Linked DNA regions of Homo sapiens: region 1 is linked to region 2. Evidence: chromatin loops called from intact Hi-C (ENCODE). Cell type or tissue: chondrocyte. All regions are shown on one strand. Links, peaks and the distances in the headings refer to the core of each region. The heading gives the core; the rest is flanking DNA.

What was found. Peaks named below come from ENCODE experiments on the same cell type or tissue, not always from the same donor. Only the 100,000 strongest peaks of a DNase experiment are listed, where the experiment ranks them.
Region 1: a loop joins it to region 2, with 5 times the contacts of the local background. A loop is called at or near these places in 3 of 110 quality-filtered maps.

The regions. Positions count from the first base shown.
Region 1 is chr18:33,573,920-33,580,355 of GRCh38, reverse strand. ASXL3 (ASXL transcriptional regulator 3) reads right to left here and starts at 2,137. Exons shown (of 12, transcript NM_030632.3): 1 at 1,671-2,137. The coding sequence starts at 1,724. RefSeq lists enhancers at 821-1,808, 1,809-2,797. In chondrocyte, for the core only: no CTCF peak of the experiment used is centred there; DNase peaks (open chromatin) are centred at 1,420 and 2,295.
Region 2 is chr18:33,435,450-33,443,824 of GRCh38, reverse strand. CCDC178 (coiled-coil domain containing 178) reads left to right here and starts at 3,104. Exons shown (of 23, transcript NM_001105528.4): 1 at 3,104-3,172; 2 at 3,744-3,863. In chondrocyte, for the core only: CTCF peaks have their summits at 3,356 and 3,662; a DNase peak (open chromatin) is centred at 3,074.

The sequences.
Region 1 (6,436 bases), core at 1-5,000, 140 kb before region 2:
ATGGCCGAGCAAACAATAAGTAATGTACTATGCTCCAGCAAAAACTCATTGACAACATCAATCTGGCATCTACTTAACACTTACTGCTTACTTCTCACATATTCCCCACAACTTAAGTTTCCTCTTCCAGATGCAGTTCATTAAAGAATCACTATCACCTGCCCATTCATCCACAGAGTGAGAGATTTAGCGATTAACGCAATCACAGATAAGTGGAGAAATAACATACAACACTACAAAATTAAGAGATTAAGTAAAGGGACCTGGGCACTCCAGCTACCAATAACTAGATTGCAATTAAAAAGGACTTTGTCACTTCTTCGCTGGGCAATAGGGCCAATTATCTAAAACCCTTTGCTAGAATCCAGATACATACCAGAGCAAGGCCCTTCAACCAAACTCAGATAATTACTTTTGACAAATGTTCTCCTTGAGCATAATGTAGTTACTCAAATGCTTTTCAAAATGACTACAGTTACAGTAAAACAATCTTTACAAAGTCAACCCAATAACACGTCCTGCTCCCCCCTCCCAAAACCCCCGCTGCATGCAGTCTGCTTTCTTTTGGCCAATTTATAACAGATAGTAAGCTGGCGAATAAATGTTTAATTTATGCAGCCAAAACCCTGAAAGGCTTAGCTTCAAATGTAATGCCTGGCATTCCCGAGACACACTGTACAGAAATATCCTTTTGAAAAATCCTTTTACAGCTGTCCTTTAAAAGAAGATAGGAAGAAAAAAGAAAGAAAGAAAAGAAAAACCCACACATATACATGCATCAAACCAAAGACGCCGACGCCCCTCTGCCAACCGGCATTTCTATAGAGACATTCTTTCGATGATTAAAACGTAAGCTCCGAAAGGTTAAAGAAAAGGAAAAGCAGCCAAGTAACACCGCCCAGGAAGCCAGCAGTAAAATACACCTAGCTGTACACTCTTAATAACCTCCCACTACAAATGACACTGACCCAACTTCACCAAACACACACACACCCGAAACACACTCACAAATTGCACACACGTGCACAGAATGTACACACAAACATCGAGCAGAGCACAATACCTACAAACACAAACGAACTGGAGCCACACAAAACATGCACGTATCAGTGTGCACACATAATGCACACGACATGGCACACAGACACGCAACCACCTAGCCCACATGCACACGCCCCACAAGTCCGTGTCGGACACACACCATGCATGCACGTGTAAAATGTTTGAACTCACAAACGCCGAACATACACACAGACTGTGCACAGAGTTATTGATGAAATTCCGGGGGGTGGAGGGGCCGGGAGGGAGTGGTAATTGCCACACAAAGGTCTCCGGAGCGGCAGAGAGGGAAGTCGAGCTGCGCCGAGCGCTCGGAAATTCACCCGTGGAGAAGGCACAGCAGAGCCCCGAGAGCGAAGTACGGGGAGAAGTGTCCCGGGCGGTCCCGGACGCGGGGCTCCCGGAGATAATCGCTGCGCCCCTCCGCGCGCGCACGCACACACACAGGGGCCCCCGGGCGAGCCCACTCCCGCAGAATAACAAAGAGCAGGAGCCCGGCGAGCGGGCGGCGGCTCGGGCTGGAAGTGGCCGTCTCCGCCGCCGCGGACCGGCGCGGGGCGAGCGGCGGGGCCGGCGGGAGGCGCGGGCGGCGTGTGGGGGGCGGTACGTACCAGGCGGGCAGCCTCGGCCCAGGTGCGGTCCTTCTTCTTCCTCTTGTCTTTCATGTTTGCATCTCATTGATGGTTCTGATGATGACGTGGGGGATTCCACGGGGTGCTCGGGGTTCGGGCGCGGAGACAATGACCCAGTGACCCGGTGACCCGCACTCGCTCCGCGGGGGGAGGCGCGCGGGCGGTGGCGGCGGCGGCGGCGGCGGCGGCGGCGGCGGCGGCGGCGGGTGGGAGGGATGGAGCGAGGGGGTGGGGTGGAGTGGGTGGGGGCGCGCGACGGCGGCGGCGGCGGCGCGCGGCGGGCGGGCCGGGGGCGGGGGCGGCGGCAGCAGCGGGGCCCGGGCCAGGGGCGGGGGCGGCGCCGGCCGGGCTCGCTCGTGCGGGGCTCGCGCTGCGCCACCGCCGCGGCCGCTGCGGTGACAGCTCCGGGGATGCTCCGCTCGGCCCCGCTCACAACAATACACTCTGACGTCACGGGGAATGGCGACGCGGCCGCACACTCACCGCGCTCACACTCGCCGCGCTCACACTCGCCCTCTCGCGCGCGCACACCCGTGCACACTCGCCGCGCGCCCCCTACTCCAGCCACGCCCTGAAACCCTCGCGAGACCCCTCTCCCTCCAACTCAGCCCCCAAATTCCTGGGGCGCTGCCCACTCCGTGCAGGCCGTTCCACCCGCTTCCCGCTGTCCCGCTCAGGCCGAAAGCCGCGGACACGGTGGCCTTTGGAACTTGTGTAGGAGTCCGCCCCGCACCTCGACGCCTCTGTCCTGTGCGCTCACGCGTGCACACTCACTCACACACACACCGCACTACTCTCCTCTGTTGGACTGCCTTAACCCTGTCTCTGCTTGGCTGGGGGAACTCCCAGAGCCTTGTTGAAAGGGTACAGAGCCAGTGTCTTCGGATACAGAACTAATAATGTACGTGCAACTTAACACAATGTTGAACCACCTACAGCATCTCAAACAATGCAGGACCAAAGAGCCGTCACCGTGGATCCACGCGATGCCATACCGTAGGGCTAATTATATTTAAACAGCGTGTAGTCAACATTCTGTAGAGTAAAACATGATGCACATGGAAAAAACTGAAAAGCTAACGCTTGTGTATTTTTTAAATTATAATTTTCAGGTCTGGGATACATGAAGTGTTGGATTGTTATCCTTATTAGCGAACTACCAAAAAATATGTTAAGACTTAAAAGTTTATGGTAATCTTTCCAACTTCATACATCTCTAGTGAATTGTTTGGGTCAGTAGAGTTATTTAAGCAAAGAAAAAAATGACGCTGTGACCCACACAGTAATTATGTGTATTTGTCTTGAGTATCTGAAAACAAAAAGGTCACTTCTACTGGATTATTTTTCTGAAGTTATTTCCTGAATAGGATATTAATGGTATATAAATAGTACTTTGTGTTTTTTCATACACATTATATCGTTTGATCCCCAAAACAGCTCAGTTAAACATATATTTCCCCTCTACTGTACAAATGAGGAAATGAAACTCAAAAACATGACAATGTATCCAAGATATCTTGCTAAATCATTTTTAATAATTCAAGTCTTTTGACCCTAATCTCATGTTGTTTATTCAATTCTATACTGCCTGTTTAAAAATAGTCTTGTCTAAAAAATGAACACTTACATCTAATGAAGAGATTTATGTCTCAGAATGAGAACAATTATAGTAAGGTGATTCCTTTGAGAGCACTGTCAAATGATTGGAGTAATAAAAATGTTTGATTACCAAAAATTAAACAGAGACAGTTCATAATCATAAAGAGCTGCATATGATAATTCTTTTAGAATATTTGTTTTATTAATTCATTAGACTGAGAAAAGACTATGCATCAGTTTTAGAAAATATCAAAAGATTATCTGCACTTTTTCTTTTTTTAAAATGGATTTAGAGAACACGCTGAAGTTATCCCTAGGGGAAAATTTTATCCATGCAATTTGCATAATTCTATCCAGGTGTATTATATTTTTACTTTACATTTCAAATATATTAAATTTGAATCACGTTCACATCTGCTTTTATTTTCCAGAATTCTCTTTATGGCTAAAGTAATTGATATATTTTCAAAGTATTTTCATTCTAGTGTTTTTTCTTCTACTCAGAAATACCTATTTTAAGCAATCAGACATAACATATAATTTGTTATTTTCTGTGAAATAGTGCTTAATAAGGAGTTTTGGAGCCAGCTAAAGGAAAACATACATATTCAGTTATTTCACAGGAAGGCCAATTTCTGGTTATTAAGAGAAAATATATTGTCCTACTTAAGCAGATGTAAATTGATGTTTTAAAAAAAAAGCTATTGTTTATGCATTCATTCTCTGACAGAGAGCTAAGTATAAATAACCAATCTTATGAACTCACTCTTAGATTCTACCTCACCTTTTGGGTACTTGAATATAAATAGTCCATAGCAGGTAAGTCTGGTTAAAGACTTGGTGAATAGTCTATGTCAAATTAACATATTTTACAGAGCACCATTTCCAAGAGACCATTGTTAGACTTCTTTCTTCTACATTTACTTTGTGTCAGGGGGCAGGAAATAGATTAATCAATTACAGATGTTTTATAATTTGGTAAATTATATGAATAGCTTTTCAACATAAAGTGAAATACATTATAAGAAATGTACAAGTAAATTTCTGTGAAAATTAATGGGAGAAATAACTCTGCTGGGGAGATTAAATAAAGCTTTAGTAAAGAGAAGTTTTCAGGTGGGATTTGAGGAATGGGTAGGATTTGAATATTCACACTTGTAGGAATGGAGAAAAGCTTTTTCAAACACAAATGCAATAAAGGTCAGTCAGGACAATTGAAAACTAGGAAAATATTAAATTAGATAGATGACAACTACCAAGCACTGCTTACATTCAATTAAATTCATATCAGATCACATATATTTCAAGAACTCTTTTTTTAAATGAGTAGAGAGGAATAACTCAGAGAACAGGCTCCAGTTAGAATTGCCTATAAATCCTCCCTTTTCTGAATCCCCATCCCAATTATACAGTAATGGAGATCCCTCCAGAGTTCAATTGGCATGTAACAGCAGCTTCTCTGCATTCCACTGCTTTCTTCATTTCCATTCCTACTAATAGTTCTGAATTCAACAACTTAAACATTTGTGCATATCTCCTCTCAAGAATTCCAGCAGATTTTTTTCATTTCCTGTAATGTTTATTGCAACATGCTTAACAATCAATAGAAATAGGTATATAATCCAAAGAGGAAGAAATATTAATTTACATATGACAAAATAGAGGTGTTGGAAAATGGTTTACCGTACAAAATGGAGGTTTACTGGAAAATGGGCTAAGTTAATGTGAGGCTCCAAAAGCAAGAGAAGAGACACCTAAGGATTTGAGGACAGAAGTTGTTTGTTCATATCTGTGGTCCCTCAGGAGATACAAGCTTTTGCCATGGATCCTGGTCAAAGAGTTCACCAAATATGGGAAACTTTAGGTGTTTCAGGCAGGGATAGGGGGCTGGGATTCCTTCGGATTCAGACTCCTTGTGTACATGGCTACCATCCACGTGCCTGTTGAATGTTGTGTGAGGAAGTCTGGATTAAATAAAAACATCTTCCATTCCTCTCCAACAAAATCCCACCAGCGGGCACAACACAGAACAGGAGGTGGAGTGGGGAAGGAGTAATAAAAGATGAGGGGAGAGAATGGAAGCCAGGGTTGCAGGGGAGATGGAAGAGGTCTTTGTTGGTCTGATGGCCATGCCCCATGGGTTTTATTTTTGAAGTAAGTTTGTTTACTATGCATAAGCTTAGAATCTCTGAATTTTCAAATAATAACATTTAATAATTTTAGTTTTTCTAAACATCTTTTGTTAATGATCATTTAGAATCTGACTGGTCTGGAAAATCCATGAAGGTGAGCCCCTTATCTCCTTTGTCCACTGCTCAATTCACTAAATTTCAAGCAGTAAGCAAATTCCCTGTCATACTCTAAGGTGCAATAAATATTTACTGAATAAAAAATAAACCATTGGAAATAAAGGAAAATGATCCCTTTTGTTTTTAATACAATAAACGTCCAACAAATCAAGTTATAGTTTTATCATTTTACTCTTAGTATCATTTTTTCCTGTCCTATTTATAGTCCACTGAACAATTTAGGAGATATAAAGTAAAGTAAAATAAAGCCAAGTGTCACTATTATTCATTATGTGTAGTCAAGTATTACTGAGTGATGCTCCTAAGGGCAAATGAATTTTGACCTTGTCTTTTTATTTTTTTATTTTTATTTTTTTTTGAGACGGAGGCTCACTCTGTTGCCCTGGTTGGAGGCAGTGGCGCGATCTCGGCTCATTGCAAGCTCCGGGTCCGGGTTCACGCCATTCTCTCGTCTCAGCCTCCCAAGTAGCTGGGACTACAGGTCCCCGCCACCATGCCCGGCTAATTTTTTGTATTTTTAGTAGAGACAGGGTTTCACTCTGTTAGCCAGGATGGTCTCGATCTCCTGACCTCGTGATCTGCCTGCCTCGGCCTCCCAAAGTGCTGGGATTACAGGCGTGAGCCACCGTGCCCGGCCTGACCTTGTCTCTTTTATTCTACTCCTACATATCCTTAACTTTTTGAGTCCCTCATTATATCTATTTAAAGTCAGTTTTCCCATGAATATAAACAAATTAGCTTCACTTCAGGACATATAGAAGTCTTAAAAATATTATCCGAAAGTAAGATTATCTAAACTTGGGACGATTCTTCCACTACGACATGAGTAGGATAACT
Region 2 (8,375 bases), core at 1,290-6,289:
TAAGATCACCTTGACTATTGTACTGGAGGAAAAATGTCCTTTCCTTTATACATTTAGGTTCATAGCTGAGGCCCCTATAACGAAAAAACATATGAACAAGAGAAAAGCATACACACTGAAGTTTTACATGACCCTGGAGCCTTCACAAGGAAAGGAATATCCAAAAAAACAGTTAAACCTGAGTGATTTTTCTAGTAGGTTCGATGAAAAGTGAATAGTCGTGGGAAAATATTACACACAGAAAGGGTATGAGCTAATGGTAATAAACTGGGGGAAACTTAACAAGGCCTGTTTGGTTGGATTCTTCTCTGTGTCCCTGTGTCTTCAGCAATAAGGAATAAGGATGCTCCTTTCCTCCAGGTATATGAGGGCACCTCCCACATGCGGGTCTTATGACCTGAGCCTGGGGAAGGTAAGAAAATCCTTTCTAGGTTTTATGACCTTCCAGGGAGACAGATGGAGAGGAAGGTCAGAGTGACTTTCCTGCTTCTGCAATTTTCTAAAATTTCTTCAGCTTAAAAAAATTTAGGGTAGCATGTCCTAAACCCCATCACTACTAGGTTCTTGTTTATGATGATAAGTCTGGTATTGATTTTGCAGTGTCTGATTTCTGTTCTATTTGAGTTTCAGCCACAATCCTGCACTGGGTTTACTGAGATACTCCTACATTTTTTAATTTCAAAATACCCACTTTTGTTTATGTGAAGTAAGTTAATATGTGTATTAGCTTTCTTTGGCTGTGTAACAAATTACGGTAAGTCTAGCAGTTTAAAACAATGTCCATTTATTAGCCTCACGGTTCTCTAAGTAAGTAGCCCAAGTGAGCTTGCCTGGGTTGTCTGCTCAGGGTCTCACGAGGCTGAAATCAAGGTGATGGCAGGACATAATCCATAATCTCCTTTTTTTTTTTTTTTTTTAAGATAGGATCTTGCTCTGTGCTCAGGCTAGAGTGCAGTGGCACAATCTTGACTCACTGCAATGTCTGCCTCCCAAGCTCAAGCAATCCTCCCACCTCAGCCTCCTGAGTAGCTGGGACCACAGGTGCGTGCCACCATACCTGGCTAATTTTTTTGTATTTTTGGTAGGGACGGGGATTCACCATGTTGGCCAGGCTGGTCTTGAACTCCTGGCCTCAAGTTATTTGCCTGCCTTGGCCTCCCAAAGTGCTGGGATTACAGGCATGAGCCACCGTGCCCAACCAGGACATATTTTCATTTTGAGTTCAGTGTTCTCTTCCAAGCACATCCAGATTATTTGTAGAATTCAGTTTCTTGCAGTTGTAGGACTGAGGTCCCCATTGCCTTGCTCGCCGTCACCTGGGATCATTGTCGGCTGCTAGAGGCTGCCTGCCTTCCTTACCATAGGGTCTTGTCAATCTTCAAAGGTGACAATAGAGAATATCCCTTTGATAAATCCCTCTGATGCTTCAAACCTCCGACTCCAGGAAGAGGTCAGTCCCTTTTAAGGGTTTACCTAATAAAGGCCAACCCATCCTGGATAATCTCCCTTTTTCAAGTCAATTGTGTCAGGTAACAAACTAATCAGGAAAATGAAATCCACCAAATTTAAAGTCCTAAGGATTATGCAGGTGTGTATACCAAGGGGTAGGGTCATGGGCGTCCATTTTAGAATTCTGCCTGCCACAACAGGGGTTTAGCAATTATCAGTGAGTTCTAATTAAGAGAAACTTGTCAATAATGAGATTTCTAGTAGGTAAAGTTTTATTTTATGAGAAAAAAATCTAGCTATTGTTTTAATATGCACATTTACATATTGTGAACCCTCATGAATACATATTTACTGGCATGCAAATGATTCATTTGGTTTATAATTTAACATTGTATTGAGAACAAGCCAAAGTTTAATAATTAATGGAGGGAGATGGGAAAGTGGAGTGCATTCTTGAATCCATTTTTTAATTACAAAAAGAGCTCTGCTTCTGCATATATTAATTTAAGATTAAGACCTTCCACCAGTTTGTTAGTTATTGCTTCCTTTTTTTCATCTTTGGCTGAAAGGACCACATTCCAGGTACGGACTTGCTGGTTTTCCCCTCTTAGAAAGGATTACTAATTAAATTGCCTCTTAAAGTAATAGACTTTGCTGATTTAACCTTGGCAGGCAATTGCCTGTTCTCAGTGTTGCCTGGAAAAATGATTTCTCTGGATGAGAATGCTAATCTTTATTCTGATTCTGTTTTTTTTTTTTAACCATCTTCAGTTTATAGTCCAGTGTTTGTTTTCATTGAAGAAGACGGTGACAATAGTGTAAGACACGACTGTCCTCTGAAGCCTATTTCAGTTCACAGTGTATATTCACAGATGAAGAAACAAAATGTAGGTAATACATTTTGTGCCACTGATTTATGTATTTATTGATCTGTCGCCCAGGCTGGAGTGCAGTGGCACGATCCCAGTTCACTGCAGCCTCTAACCACTGGGCTCAAGCAATCCTCCTGCCTCGGCCTCCCAAAGTCCTGGGACAGGACACGCCTGGCACAGGGTTGTGCCACCACACCCGGCCTGCCACTTAGTATTTTGTCAGAAGGATCAATGCTTCAAAAATTTGTTTTTGAAAGAAACAGACCCTTAGAGAAATGGCTTGAATTAGTCTTGAATTAGTCATTTTCCCCACTTTCAGACACTAGGAAAAGTTCTTTCTTCCTTAACAGTTTGTTGAGGTTTCTCAATACTGAAGTCACAACCAAACCACATGGGGTTATCGCATGGAGTCCTGGTTGTATCATCCCAAGTGGCAAGAAAGAAAGAGGTCCTGCGGTCCTCCCGAAGGTGGACGAAGTCTGTGATCCCCTCACGTTCTAACCTCACTGCTGTACGAAGGGGCGTTGACTCGTCTCCACTCCTTCCCTCTCCGGTAAAGAGGGAAAGGAGTTGGGTTGGCAAATCGGTTACAAGAGAAAGGGAAAGGCACTGGGAGAAGGCGGAGCGGGGGCGGCCTGGAGCGCTGATCGGGCGCCGAAACGCCGGGAGTCGGGGGCTAAGGGCTCGAGCCAGGAGGCCCCGGAGCAGCAGCCGCCCGCTCCTCACGCCGCCGCCGCCGCCCCCGCGGTTGCCTGGACACGGGATAACCGACTTGGGGCCTCGACCGCAGCAGAGCCGGAGGGGTGGGCAGGCGCGGGTCCGGGAGACGCGCGGGGAAACGCGCGGAGCCGGTGAGTCGGGGGCGCTTGTGCCTCGGCGCGGGCGCTTGTGCCTCGGCGCGGGGCGCTGCCGGGCGGCGCCCACTCCCCCTGGCCGCCCGCCTGCGCGACTCCCGCGGGAGAACCAAATGCAATTCCCTGGCCACCCTGAGGGAGTTAGAGTCGACTAGTTCTTCACCCCTTCCAGAGGCGGTGGGGAGTCCTTGCCCCGCGCGTTTGAAAACAATTCCCCAAATCCCCAGTCCCATAATTCCCCAGTCCCCCAGTCGTTTTGTCCCCCTGTTCTCCGTCCTCCAGTTTCCCAGTCCTCCAACCCCTGTCCCCAGTCCCCCAGTCCCCCAGTCCCCCAGTCCCCCAGTCCCCCAGTCCCCCAGTCCCCACTGCCGGGGGAAGGGAAGCAGAGTCTCCCTCCGCTGGCCGCCTAGAGGAACTTCGTCTTGTCTGTAACTGCGTCTCTAGCGTCTTATTCCTTTAAAATAATTATTTCAACTTTTATTTTGCTTATAAGGCCGCCTTGTGGTGGCTCATGTATTATTCCTTTGAACTGTTATTGATTTCTTTTCTTGATATTTAATTTTTTAAGTGTCTGCTCAATCAAGTCAAATACTGAACAACTTCCTGGCGGAGAGGCTGAGAATTTTATACTTGCTTGCTCGAAAGCACCCCAAATAAGATGATCCACGCCAACACCTCCCCTTTACAGGTGAGAAAAGTGATATTCAGAGCTGATTTGTGATTTGACAAAAGTCAGATCCAGCAATCTTCAAACTCAGGAATATAAGAATCTCCCGATTGCCAATTCAAAGCATTTTCTATTATTGTTTTCTTGACATTCATCCACTGCTCAATAAATATTTGTGAATTGACTTGGTAGCTTATCACTCCTATTTATCATTGGATAATCTGTTGTGTATTGATTGCTCTGGGCATCTTGACCCAAATACAGCATTCTTGACATCTCCCTCCTACCCTCAAAATATTGTTTCTTGGTCCTGCTGTAGTAATAGGTTTTAGAACACCACTTACCAAGTTTAAGAACTCAGAGACATGACTAGTTGTAAGACAAATCCAAGAATCCAGAGGATTTTCAGCTATTTATGTTCAATTGTTATTTAGACATTCGTACAGAAACTAGTGTATTTCTATCTTGAATATATAATACTTCTTACTTTACTGTTGCAGTCATAAAGTTTTATTATAAACTATATCTGTCTAATTTCCAGAACTATCGAAAATATGAGTTTGATTGTTAGTCTACCCACTATCCCTGGATGGGTTGGGATTGCTGCCAGAGCTTTTATCCACAACCCAGACTTCTCTCTCCTGCTCCCACCTCAGATTCAACACAACCTTAGACTCAACTAATTTGTTACCACATCCTCAGAATTTTTCTTCCTGTTCTATATTCCATAGCAGTGAACGGGATAATTGCATATATTCTTCTTTCTTTTATCTTTATAATATGGACTTCATTCTCACACTGGCTTATTCCACCAGTCTAGAACCATGATTTCCAAGAGCACTGGACTCATAAATTCCCAAACTTGCACCTATAAAGAAAATCTAGAAACACTCGATGAATTCTTCTTGACCTCAGTTGGTTCAATTTGCCTGTCCCAAGAGCATTTATGTTGGGGATAGGGTTACTACGATTGACAGCAATGTCAGACTATGTGGATGGAGTGGGAAAACAATTACACACAAAACAGGAGCCCTCTAGGAAAGACAATTTCTGGGGGAAAATCCATATTTGTCTACTCAGTTTATCTAGGCTTATGGGACTGAAGATTAATGAGGTTAATGAGAATATTGGCTGCTAAAATGCTAGATGGCAGATTACAGACAACATGGAAAGGAAGATGATGTATGGTGAATGAGCAGGGAAAAGCAGAAAGATTAAGCAACTGGAATATTTAAAGTAGACGAAGAATTTGTATTGAGGTAATGATATAGGGAGAGAATTGGACTGATTATTTTATAAGCATCTGGGTTATATACCTGGTGGAAAATTAGTACATCTACAAGCAGATGGTTGCATGTGTGTGAGCTCTAATGGCCATGGTAACTTCATGTCTGTTTTCTGCACAATAACACAAATTGTGTGTGTGTGTGTGTGTGTGTTTGCCGTGTGTGTGTGTGTGTGTGTATGCCGTATATGGCATTTTAAAATCGATGTTGAACTTTTAACTTCATTTATAATGCTGCTGAAATAGAAGAAGACCACTCACATTAGAACAAGCCAAGGCTATTTATTCAGATCTTGCTAGAGGAAGGGAGTGAGCTACTATTACTTGCATTGGACAGAGACTCAAATGCAGACAGGGGAGTGGGGAAGCTATAAAGCTTCAGGTATGTTTTGACTGGAGGTTGTTGACATGGGGATGCTGAAGGAGGGCTAACTAGAAGCAGGATACTTTATGTGACTGGTCTGAGGATCTTATCTGGCTTTCTCTGCTTGGTCTCGAGTTGGAACCAGGGGCAATAATTAGGAAAGCTGGCAGTCATCAACAAAGTCCTGACTGTTCCATGCTGATCACTGTGGAAGTTATGGTTTGGCTTTCTGGACTGGTTGATGCAGATGTGTGGATTAGAGTTTTATTTTCATATGTGGTCTGGCCATAGTCCCTTTATATTTTCAGTCAATGTTCATAAAAATTCAGTTAGGTAAATTTAAACTTATCCTTATATTAGAAAACTGATATTTGCACACATTGTATTTATGGACATGTAATTTGTTAATGAACCCTAGTTCACTGAATTTAAATTATTACCATGTATTAAGTGGTTATTATATGCTGGTGACTGGACTAAATATTCTGTACACATTATCTTATTTTAACCCTCACAATAACACTGCGAAGTATTGTTATTTTTACCATTTTCCGCAGCAAAAGGCTGAAGCTCAAATACATTAACTACCCTTCCCAAGGTCAGATAGCCAGCCAGTAATGGGGCCCATGAGGAACTGAATTCTACATCTAACTGATTGAAAAGCTATGTTCTTTGGCATTTGATTAAACTACTTTAATCATGATATGTCTATTTTATATTAATTTATATCTATGAACATTACCTTCTGGCCTCCCTTTCTGGGTACTTACTGAATGTGTGTGTGAACAGAGGTAATTAGAAGACCTTTCATATGAACCGAAGGGATTCAACCTACCCTTAGATCCTGGAAAACCTTTGGATTTAACCACAAACCAATGAACTGGATGAGATACCTGGGCATGTTAAATAAAATAGCAAAGGTGGAGGGGCAACAATATGGTTGAACAGACAGTAAAAGAACACAACCAACAAGTTATAGTTTGCATGGAAATTAGTTATTTGAACATCCCTGTATTGATGGTAAGTTGTTTAATGGACAAACTAGACAATTATTTTTGTTTCTTTAAAAATTTTCTTTGTGTAAATGAGATTTTATTATTTAAATTTGTTTTCCTTGAGGTAAAAACTATCCTCATAAATTGTAACTGTTGAGTCTAAAAATTACACTTGCGACAAATTCTTTGAGAGGCTGAAAAAGCTAAGCATTTTTGCTAGAGAAATTATGTTAGTCAGAGGTAATTACACTTTAATCACCTTAAGTGTTCCATTGCTTAAGAAACTCCATTTGCTCGGTTTGTACTCCCAGAACAACTTTATAACGGGCAAAGGATATAGCATAACACAGAAGCAACACAAGAAAAATATGCATGAAAAAGGACCTAGAGGTCCCAGGCACAGGTTTCTTTGTTCTCCCACCTCTGGGTCACGCAGATGCTCTTAGCCTGTACCAGACTGTAACAACTACTGGTGTGCATGTGAAGCACTTCTGTAGCAGGAGACCCAAATCTGCTCACAGTGGAGATCTCTTATAATAAGCTTTTCATATAGACATATTCTAGCTATGTTACCAGCCTTTACTTTGAATGTCTTCCTCCCCCAGGCTCCACTGAAATTAGGTGCAATTATAAATTCAATTATTATTACTAAACAGTGCTGGCAGGCTGATACATCTTGCTCTGAAACAATTCATGGACCCATGGTTACAAAACATCATTTATCTTTAGTTAATACATTTTACAGCATTGGCCAAGGGTCAGTAGCTCTGGAGATAAACTGCAATCAATCCAAACTGGCTAAGATGAACCTATTAGATGCATAGATTGTGGACACAGCAATAAATGTTCAAGTCTTTTCCCCATTAAAACCAGAAAACAAATAGCATCCTCCTTTGCATCTATATCTCACTTCATGTCTAGCTCTTTCCAGCTCATATCTGCTCAAGTCCTAGAAAGAGTGGTCTATGCATGTCTTTCATCATCCTCATTCTTGCTGTCCTGGACATCTTGTTACCTAAACTCTGCTCCTATCATTTATGGGAAATGTTTGTGTTAAGGTCATTCATGACCTTCTGCTAGATGAAATGGACATGTTTGTATTTTTTCTAGTCTTTGTCTTAATGTACTTTTTGGAAACTTGACTCCAGGTTGCAACTCCTTTCTCTTGTTTTCTATGATCCCATTCATTTTTATCCTTCAATTTCTCTAGAAATTGTTAATGTTAATTATTCTTGACTTTAATGTCAAAATTCCTTTTCTTTATTGCTGTTGTTATGTGATCTGATCCAACTATAGTTCTATAATAATAATTCCCAAAACTATGTATCCATCAAACCTTCTCATGAATATTGGACACACATATACCATCGTCATTAAAAAGCACCCATATGTGAAGTTTCAGTGGTCCTCTCTCCTCTGCTCACCTGGTTTTCCTCACGTAGATCTGATTTCAGATAGTGGCAGTGTAGGCTATTCATTCATGCCAGAGGTATGGGAGTCATTCTAGATCCCTCTTTCTCTGTTACTGCATTTAATTTATCATCAAATCACACTGTTTCTGTCTCTTAAATAGCATTTGATCCTTTTTCCTCCTTTCCATTTCTACTTCTTGTAGCTTAATTATTATTGTATTATAATAATAAATATTATTATTATAAATAATGTTTACTATGATCACTTCAGTAGTCTTCTTGATCATTTTTTGCCTCTAATCATGGTCTTCTTCAATAAGCCCTCCATGGCATAGCACTTGCCTCTCTCTCTCTGTAGTGTTACTGTCTGTTGACTGATATATTCCTACAAAAGATTTGAAGTAGTTAGAAAAGGGTCTCATTTATTCTGGCATCATCAGTGCCAAGCATATAATATATATTGAATACTTTTTTGAA